2 separate regions of the Mus musculus genome follow, and region 2 is linked to region 1. A link is a loop called in an ENCODE intact Hi-C map of the cell type or tissue named here. Cell type or tissue: left cerebral cortex. All regions are shown on one strand.

Evidence for each region. Hi-C counts contacts between places; a loop is a spot of excess contacts. Peaks named below come from ENCODE experiments on the same cell type or tissue, not always from the same donor. Only the 100,000 strongest peaks of a DNase experiment are listed, where the experiment ranks them.
Region 2: a loop joins it to region 1, with 1.8 times the contacts of the local background. A loop is called at or near these places in 2 of 42 quality-filtered maps.

What each region holds. Positions count from the first base shown.
Region 1 is chr7:96,981,612-96,986,611 of GRCm38, reverse strand. All of the region lies in intron 5 of Nars2 (asparaginyl-tRNA synthetase 2 (mitochondrial)(putative)), which reads right to left. Among named protein-coding and RNA genes, the nearest start is that of Nars2, 33 kb to the right of the region's middle. In left cerebral cortex, no CTCF peak of the experiment used is centred here; DNase peaks (open chromatin) are centred at 571 and 2,497; H3K4me3 peaks cover 465 bases; H3K27ac peaks cover 874 bases.
Region 2 is chr7:97,026,416-97,031,415 of GRCm38, reverse strand. Nars2 (asparaginyl-tRNA synthetase 2 (mitochondrial)(putative)) reads right to left here. Exons shown (of 14, transcript NM_153591.4): 8 at 1-78. Among named protein-coding and RNA genes, the nearest start is that of Gab2, 53 kb to the left of the region's middle. In left cerebral cortex, no CTCF peak of the experiment used is centred here; a DNase peak (open chromatin) is centred at 2,015.

The sequences.
Region 1 (5,000 bases):
GTAGGGAGACTTTCTCCACAATCTCCCAGGTCCCTACTGTCATTCACTCATGATTGATTTCCTACACAAACCAGACATAAGCTACCTCGTTAATACCTACCACTTTTTATCTCCTTTATAGATTGAGTCTCAGTGTAAGATTTTATTTAGACAAAACCTTTGGGCAAATATATATGAAACTAATGCAACAAATGACATTAAAATCTTTCCCATGCTACTCTATGGGCCAACCAACCTCTCCCTGGTCATATAAAAGTTATCAGAGCAAAACACTTTCCTAGGTTATTCTGCTATTAGAAGCTAAAAAAAAAAGCATTGAAAGAAACAGGAAACTAAGAATCACCAAACATTTTAGGATGCGTAGAACCAGTGACCTTTTTATTTTTATTTTTTAAATCAAGGTGTAAAACCCTTTGCTTCTTTAAGGATTTCCAAGAAAATATTAAACAAATGTTTTGAATTGCCTCCCAGTTATCTGTTCTCACAGCAGAACAAATATAGCTGAGTAGTTTCAGTCTCGAGGGACTGCTGTAGAAAAACCCACACAAGTCAGCTGTCTCCCTGTGAAGTGCAGGGAGGAGAAGCCAGCAGCAGCGAGCTAACCCTGGAAAAGAACGCAGTCTGTGACGGAAAGTTTACTTAACCTCCACGGCAGCTGAGCGAACGCTCACAGGCTGGCTACTCAGCCCCTTTGCTTTTCCTGTCCTCTACTCTGTCCCCTCGCCCTCACTTCTGTTTCCTCATAATCCCAGAATGGAAAAGTTGAGAATATAATGGGTAGAGCAGCAGCATGCCACACAAGCCTGAAAGGTCTACAGACAAAACTACGTGCTGTTGCCTGTTTATTCCAATCTGCAACTTCTCTTCAAGATCATGAAGGAAATGTCGAATAGTACCCATCTTCACTCACGCTCCATGCCCGGGGGGTTTGGGGGGGGGGGGGGTGTTAATCTCAATTGAGAGATTCCAAGAAGGCTAAATTGATACCTGTAACCCCGATGATGGAGGCAGGGGATCCTGAGGGCTCCCTGGACATCCAGTCTAGTTAAAACAGTGAGCTCCAGGGTCAGAGAGACACCCTAGCTCGGAAAATAAGGTGTGGAGGTGATTGAGGCATGCACACACGGACATAAGTTCACCACACAGGTGGAGGTGAGGGAAAATTCTATACTTTGGAATGCTTTATTATAATGTTTCATGATACAGATATAATAAAGATTCAAAAGGACCTGAGCTATAACAACTTAGACACCACTGCTTAAAATGGAAATATTAAGTGTTAGGTCAAATGCCATGCATAACCTGTTTAGGGTAAGATCAGTACTAGAGTCCAGGTTCTCAGACAGCAGTCCAATTACTAGTACTTACACTCCAGCTTGTTCCTATAGTGCTTGCTTTTCCATAATGCTATGATGAGGGCAATGGTATTCAGAATGATTTTTTGTTTTGTTTTCTTTTAGATGTGGTTTCTCTGTGTAGTCCCGGCCAGTCCCGGCTGTCCTGGAACTCACAGACCAGGCTTGCCACAAACTCAAAGATCTGTCTGCCTCTGCAAGATTAAAGAATTAATCCGTGTGATTAAAGTACTAGGATTAAAGGTGTGCACCACCACTGCCAGGCCCAGAATGAGTCTATAAAAATCATTCCAAAGAGCCGGGAGTGGTGGTGCACGCCTTTAATCCCAGCACTCGGGAGGCAGAGGCAGGTAGATTTCTGAGTTTGAGGCCAGCCTGGTCTACAAAGTGAGCTCCAGGGCTATACAGAGAAACCCTGTCTCGAAAAAATAAAAACAAACAAATAAAAACAAACAAACAACAAAAAAAAAAAAACCATTCCAAAGTATAGAATTTTCCCTCACCTCCACCTGTGTGGTGAACTTGTGTCCGTGTGTGCATGCCTCAATCACCTCCACACCTTATTTTCCGAGCTAGGGTGTCTCTCTGACCCTGGAGCTCACTGTTTTGACTAGGCTGGATGTCCAGGGAGCCGTCAGGATCCCTTGCCTCCATCACCGGGGTTACAAGTATCAATTTTTTACATGGGTGCTGAGGATCTGAACTGGGGTCCTTACATTTGGGCAGCAATCAATTTACCAAGTGAGCCATCTCCCTAGCACCAAAGTATAGAATTTTGAGCATTTAAGGACAAACCTTGCTATGCAGTCTCCAAGGATTTACAGTTTGGTAATAGGGAAATAAAAGATTCCTATCCATCTGTGCTTAAATAGGCTTCGGGAAGTGCTACAGGAATTTGTCCTGACAAGTCCTTAGAGGGCATCGTAGAATGAAATGAAGACCAAGGGGAACAGGAGTGGCAGAGAACTGCGCTTCACTTTGCCAAGCACGTTGTTAACAAGACTCCCCCTGCCTAGCCACTCCAGTAAGTCCAGCCTCCTTCTGTGTTTCAGTTGCTACAAATGTGTATCTTGGTATACACTGAACTTTCTGCCTTAGGATTAGGGCCATCTGCATTCCAGAACACCCACCAACAAGAACACCCATGCTCAGCTGAGAGAGGTTTCATCCTGGCAACTGTTGCTGCACAGGAAAGGAAGTTATGAGCTCAGACTGTAAACTGTCTGCTTTCCTGCTGAGCGGCTGAGAAAGAACAAGACAAATAAAAGACAAAAGGGCCTGCTACTCTTCAGATCAGCTGGTGAGGCTTGGGGATGCGGGGTTGAATAAAAATAAAGTCTTTCTTTAAAGGAGGAAAACAATGTTAACAAATAACAAGCAGGCTGAGCTGTGGCACTTCATACCGGGTTTCAGACACTGACCAGTGCCGTAGCCTAACACACTTCTCTTTATCTGACATTTCTGTCTTCTATTAAAATTAGCTCTTTCAAAGTTCTCAAAACTTAGACTAAAACATAAACTTTTTAATTTTTAAAATATTAAATTTTTAAAAATTCAAACTTGGTTCCATACTGATTTGTTAAAATCTAAACCCAAAACAACTCCCCCATAATTATCACTAGTAGAAGTAAATAATGGTGAACTATCAATCAAAACATAAAATACACGTGTTTCCCACATGCCATTACTGTAGCAGTGTGCAGTGATTTAAATGAGAATAGTCCCCCACAGCTTATTTAGACACTCTGTCCCCAGTCTGCAGTGCTATTTGGGGAGGTTATGGAACCTTTAGGAGGTATAGTCTTGTTGGAGGAGTTACATCACTAGGGTGGGCTTTGAGGGTTCACAGCTTCACCCCATCTCATGCCCACTTCTGCCTCCTGTGTGTGGATAAAAACATGAGCACCCAGCTCCTGACCACCATGCCATGCTTCACCTCTTATGATGGACTCCATTCCTCTGGGAATTTAAGCTAAACCAAACCCTCTCTTCTTTACTGCTTTTTATAAGGGCATTTTATAACAGCAGCATAAAGGTAATTAATACAGTGCCATAACTATTTTCATGTGTGCAAAATTAGACATAGTAATATTCAATGAAACTTCACAAGTGACAGTGAAGGAGTGTAAATAATTAAAATTCCACAGTAAAGAATAATTCCAATATGCCAAGGCACATGTGGTAGTGCCCTGGAATAGTAAGCACCCTTAAAGGAATAAGGCAGATTCTCATTAAGAGCAGTGTGAACTACTGATAAATGAAGTAGATATAGTACATTGAAAACAGTATTATTTGGGTAGTAATATGGAAGACATGTGATGTTTGGAGAGAGTATAAATAGGACTCAATGGACAGTGACCGAGGCTGCGCAACACTTGCAGGTCTTGATCTTTGCTGATCTTCGCTTCCCTGAGAGAGGCACAGGGGAGAACTTCTCGGGTCCCTCGGGTGCTGATTCGTGTGGAGGCTGAAGCCTGGCTGTCTCTGCAAGGTCGTGCCACCACTGCTGATTCGTGTTTGCTATCCCAACTCTACTGAACTGGACTGCTGGTGTATCCATGAAGTGTTTACGAGTGGATCGAGCTGCTGCTGACCTGTGAACTGAACTGCCAATTTCCAGACAACACAGAGTTGCTCCAAAGAATCTTTCTAAGGAAGTCCACTTCCCCCTATCCTTTCTTTCCCACTATCTCTGGTAAGTGCCTTGTAGCCTGGTGTGCTACAAGGGAGGTTAAAGCATTTTAGAACCATCATTAAAAATAAGGTTTGAAAAAATTAAAGTTACATCTTTTTATTTTAGAAAGTACAACAACAGTTGGGAAAGGAAAATGGTGTCGTCAGCATATCTATGGTACTTTCTGATTAAGTTTTCCTGCATGCCATTCAGTTAATTCTTATAACTTCTAACTATGACATCATTCAAAAACTGAGGTCAGTATATAGGGGTAAAGTGAATAGCCTTTTCCTTCCCCTTATTTTAAGATGGTCTTCCGACCTATTCCTCAGTGAAACTGGTAAAAGTTATTAAAGACAAAAGGAAACAACCATTAGGATCACTAGAAACAGTCCAAGAACGCACAGCAAACAAAGAAAGATCTAGTTAGAACAATCTACCAAAAATTAGTATGGATGAAGAAGCCTATAGCGTTTGCATTGGAGGTCAGTCCTGTTTACCCTTCCTCATAGCTTACTATGACAGAAATTCTACCTGGACCAGTAGTTTTCAACCTTCCCAACATTGAGACCCTCTAATATAGTTCTTCATATTGTGGTGACCCCACACCCATAAAATAATTTTGTTATAACTATAATTTTGGTACTGTTATAATGCATAGTATAGCTATATGATATGCAGGGTATTTGAGATGCAAACCACAAAGGGGTTCAGACCCACAGGTTGAGAGCCACTGACCTAGATGATACAGCCAAACCACACGCCTCTGTTTGCCCCACAGGACCCACCCAGTGGAAGGCTCTTGCTCTAGTTGCTGAACTCCAGGCCAGGTGAGGCACACCCAGGACACCTGGAGCTGCTGTTCCCCCCCAGCACTCAGTTTCTAAACAAGGAAGTTCTTCAGAGTCATCAATGTGTCTGCCTGGAGCATTAGAACCCCGGCTCCAAGATCTTGTCTCTGCAAGAGACAC
Region 2 (5,000 bases), 45 kb before region 1:
CTGGTGACACAATTCAACATCTTCAGGACAGTGTGAGAGAACCATCTCCGTGGTCGCCTTGAAGAGTTCCTCCATGACCTAAGAGGAATGAGACACAATTGCCTGAGCAGCAGTTTTATACAAAAACCTCCACGGCTTCAGGGCTTGAAGGATTTTCCTCTAGCTTCCAGCAACTAAAACTCAACTAAGCTTGTTAATAATCCCTGAATGTATTACAGTGACTCAGATCAATATTGGTATTGAAATGAGCTGTGAAGTGAACAGCCATCATTGACTAATTGTCTCATTGCTTATCAATGAACTCACTTGCAGAATTAAGACAATCATAGCACCTCATTAACAGGACCGTTGTGAGAATTATATTAAATAACCCTGTATATTAGCTTACCTCTTGGTTCAGAGAAATATTCATGATATTAGACTTTGTGAAGAGAGAACTTTTTGTGAAGTAGTTGGGTCAGTCAATGGTAAATGAAAGGAAACTTGAAAATTTAAGAAGCAACAACATGCATCTAAATAATAATTGTATATATGTTTATTTCTTAAAATATAAAATATAAATTAGTATATGAGGATTAATTCTATCAAGCATATCCCCATAAGACTCATAGGTGACCTGTTTTCCTTAGAAGAAAGCAGTTACGAGAATGGAAAATATTTCTGAAGTATTTTACTTGTTTAATTACTTGTATCTTTTGAGACCGGGTCTCAGCAGCCCTGGCTGGTCTGGAACTCACTATGTAGATCAGGCTGCTCTCGAACTCACAGAGAAGACCGGGATTATTAATGTCACCACACCCAGACAAGAGTTTCTGAGTTACCAATAGCATAAGTAGTTATGACAATAATTGGGGGGGGGGGGTAGAAAAACAAGAAGAATCCACAAATGAAATAAGAGTAAAGAAAAGTTGAAAGGAATCGATTAAACCAGGCCAAAGTGTTCGAAGGGCTTTGTATTCTACAGTTGACTATCAGTGCAATATAAAACTGTAAACTATTGATATGCAGAGGGCTGGGAGTGTGGTTTAGCTGGGAGGTGCTTGCTTAGCTCCCTCCCTAACATTGCGCAAACTGGACAGTGTGGCATTGGCAGTTACAGGCACACCTATAACCCTAGCACTGGGGAGGTAAAGACAGGATCAAGGGTTCAAGATCATTCTAGGATATATGAAAGCCTGCTTCAAAAAATCCAAAACTCTAAAAGGACCATATGCAGAATGTTTACATTCTAAAATAAAAACAAAAGTAGACCTCTCCAGTGGAGAGAAAGTAGAGTCAGGGGACTTGAGAAAAGGAAGAGCAACCACTGGTGGTTAAAGGCCCTCCACGTCCAGGTCCAGCCTCTATCACCTTCCAAGACAGCAGTGAGACAGATAAAGCCAAGTACCTGAGTGATGTCCCTCAATTACAGAGCAAGGTGAACAGCAGGAGGAGGGAAGAGCAGCTGGACTGTGGAAGAATGAGTCTGACTGCCGGTGTTGTTAACTGCTGTCTTAGGAGTAAAAACTTTAACTTGAAGATGGAAACCCTGCCCTCCATCCCAAACTCTGACTTTCAGACTAAGTTCTATAAGCACATCTGATAAAATCAGGAACTACGATGAGTGGAGAGTACAAGATGTTTATAAAAATTACTAAAATAGTCTTTATTAATTACTTATGATTCATGAATAAAAAGATTTTATAACACCGAGTCAAAACTTAAATGCACTGCGAGAAAAGGAGAAGCAGGAGGTTACTTTTTTCTGTGTTTAAAAAAAGATTTATATTTTGAGTCATTAGACAATAGATGCTGAGTCCCACTAGTAGAGTGAGTTAAGTAGCAAATCTGCCACCCAAACTTGAATATTCTCTTTTAATGCTGAGTTTCATGAGTACAGTTAACTGCGTGGCCGTGCCGACACACATGCGCCACAGCGGTCCATGGCAGAGGGCAGAGGACGACTTTCACAAGCTGGCTCTCCATTTCCTCCGAGGCTTCCTGGGCTTGAAGTCCATCAGGACTACATGGGCAAAAGCTTTATCCACGCTGAGCCATCTTGCTGGTGCTGACACCGCATCCTTACCCAATCCCAGTGCTTGGCTGTCACCGACTGCATGAGTCAGCACCAAGACTCACAAAATCAGTCAGAGGTCTTCTTGTGTAATTATGAAGGAAACTGCTCAAATGGGTGGTGTTCTTTTTATTTTTAATTTTAAAATATAAGACAGGGTCTTTAAGATTTACTTTTTATGGTAATTCTTGTTTTGTCTTTTTGAATCAGTCTCACTTTGTAGCTTACACTAGCCTGGATCTTATAACCCTTCTGCCTCTGCCTCTCAAGTCAAGGACTATGTATTTGTGCTATCATTTCCAAGTCTAAAATGGCAAATTCATGTTTACCATAGCTAAAACCCTTTCTCTGTGAATGATATTGCTAAAAGAGTGGAAAGACAAACTGCCAACACTAGGAGAAATATTTTCAAATTATGTATCTGAAAAAGGATACATATTTGAAAATGAAGAAGTCTCAATGCTCAACAACAAAGGTTCAGGTGTGGAGGTGCGTATCTTCCCAGAATTCAGGGGGTGGAGGGGCAGAATGCCTGAGTCCAAGGCCACCCAGGGCTACACAGTGATGCCATCTCAAAAAACCAAAACAATCAAAGTTCAACAACAAGAAAACAAGCAACTTGACCAAGACTAGAAATTCATAGCTGCTAGGCAGATGACAAGATGTTTAACACAGAAACCCTCAAGATATACTGGGGAAATACAAAATAAAATCATAGCATATTGCTTGCAGGAATGTAACACAGTGTAGTTACCCTGTAAACCAGACAGATTCCTGAAAAAAACTAAACATCAACCTTAGATCTCACCTCTTCACTCCTTGGACCTCACCCAAGAGAGATGAAAACTATGTTCTCACAGAACCTGCACTGGAAGGTTTATAGAAACTTTTTTCATTGCTTTCCAAGACTGAACTAATACAAATGTTCTTCAGTAGGAATGGTAAATGACTGTGGTGAGCCTGTGTCAGGGAACTACCCAGACAACAGGAGAGTCTGATATATAGTATACTAAGCGGCAGAAGACAGTCAGATATGGACACAAGAATGTCCACATTACAGTCTGCAAAGGGCAAATTACTCAAGAGAGACAGAGAAGATGAGCAGTTGACAGTGGGAGGAATTAGAATGCAAGGCAGCAATAAGTCGGAGCTGTTTTGTAAGAGCAAAACTGTCCCATATTTTGACTGTAGTGGATATATGCCTGAAAACTTATAGTTTACATGAATGTGATACTAAGAAAACAGACATAAATCAAAACTGTCATAGGAAACCAGTGTGTTTTTCATAATGTCAGAAGAGTTGTCTCCTCATCCGAAGCCACTAGACACACAATGGCTCATCTCTCTTGGGTCATCTGACCTTGTTTATTACTCCCAGACTTATTTTGATATATATATATATATATATATATATATATATATATATATATATGTATGTATGTATATGTATATGTGTGTGTATATGTATATGTATATGTGTGTGTGTATATATATATATATACACATACATACACACACATATATACAGCCACACATACATATACATATTACACATATATACATACATACACACACACACATATATATATATATATCGCTGGTATTATTTTATATATAAACTTATAATATATATATACACATATGCATATAAATATATATATAATAATACCAGCAAGAATATCTTAGGGTGGTGATAAAATGACTGCTGTTATGGTTCACATTATTCTTGAGTAATGCTTAAAAATCCATCAGCTAAAATATCTATAAACAACTCTAACAACAGAGGACGAATGAACGAGAGAAAATAGAATGGAGTAATGATACGTTCAAGTATGTTTTAAATTTTATTACATTTTGAAAATGATTTACTTTTTATTTTATATGTATGCTTTGCTTGTATGTATGACTGTGCCCATGTGTGTACCTGGTGCCTGTAGAAACCATAACCCCTAGAACATCAGATCCCCTAGAACTGTACTTAAAGATGGTTGGGAGCTGTTGCATGGGTGCTGGGAGTCCTCTAGAAGAGCAGCCATTGTCCGTAACCACAGAACCATCTCCAACGCCAGTGCTACATTTGTGGATTAATTTTGTGATGCCACAGTACTACTGTGAAGGTCAGCTCTCCTCTTCTGCCATGTGTCCCAGGCATCACACTTAAGTCATCAGGCGTGGCAGCAATTACCTTTACCCAGTGTATGAAAGCGGACCTGCATTCTGTTTACATTCACCACAGTGGTACTTACTTATCCATTTCTCAATGTTCTTATGAAAAAAACTTGAGGAAATGAAAGTATTTTGCAATCTTGTCATGTGTCTAACAATTTACATATTAATCTTCATAACCTTTCCCTTTGGTGTCTATGTTGAGGCAGTGGAAATAGGGTAGAGGCAGATATGGGGAAGTCTGAGAGTGGTTCCTTTCCTCACAGTGCTCTCAGTATCTAAGTGAAGAAAAATAACACTGGGTGGTGGGCTCAGATAAAGCTGTTTAAGGAATGCATACCGTTCTTTAAGGCTCAGAGTTTAACTCCACATAGTCAGCACCAGGGTTATTCCAGAGACATTACTAGCATTTTGAACTAGATAATTCCTCAGGGGAAGAGAATACATTTTGTGAGTGATAAGGCCTTGAAAACCATCTTTGGCTTTAGCCATTACATACTGGCAGTAACTACTCTACCCATCACCACCTACTCCTTGAAGGGATAAGCAGAAATGTCCCATGAGTGATACTGACCTACATAAGCAGTGGAAGGCATTACAATGCATGGCCAAATACATTATCTGGCAATGTTAGTTGCTGACAGACTGACTCTTCAGGAACTGCCAGCCCAAAGGCACTGCCTTACTCAAGGGTATGTTTCTTTAAGGCTAGCTAACGACGTCAAATACCTGGGTGATAGAGGAAAGCACAAAAAACCTCCCTCCTGTACACAGAAGGAAA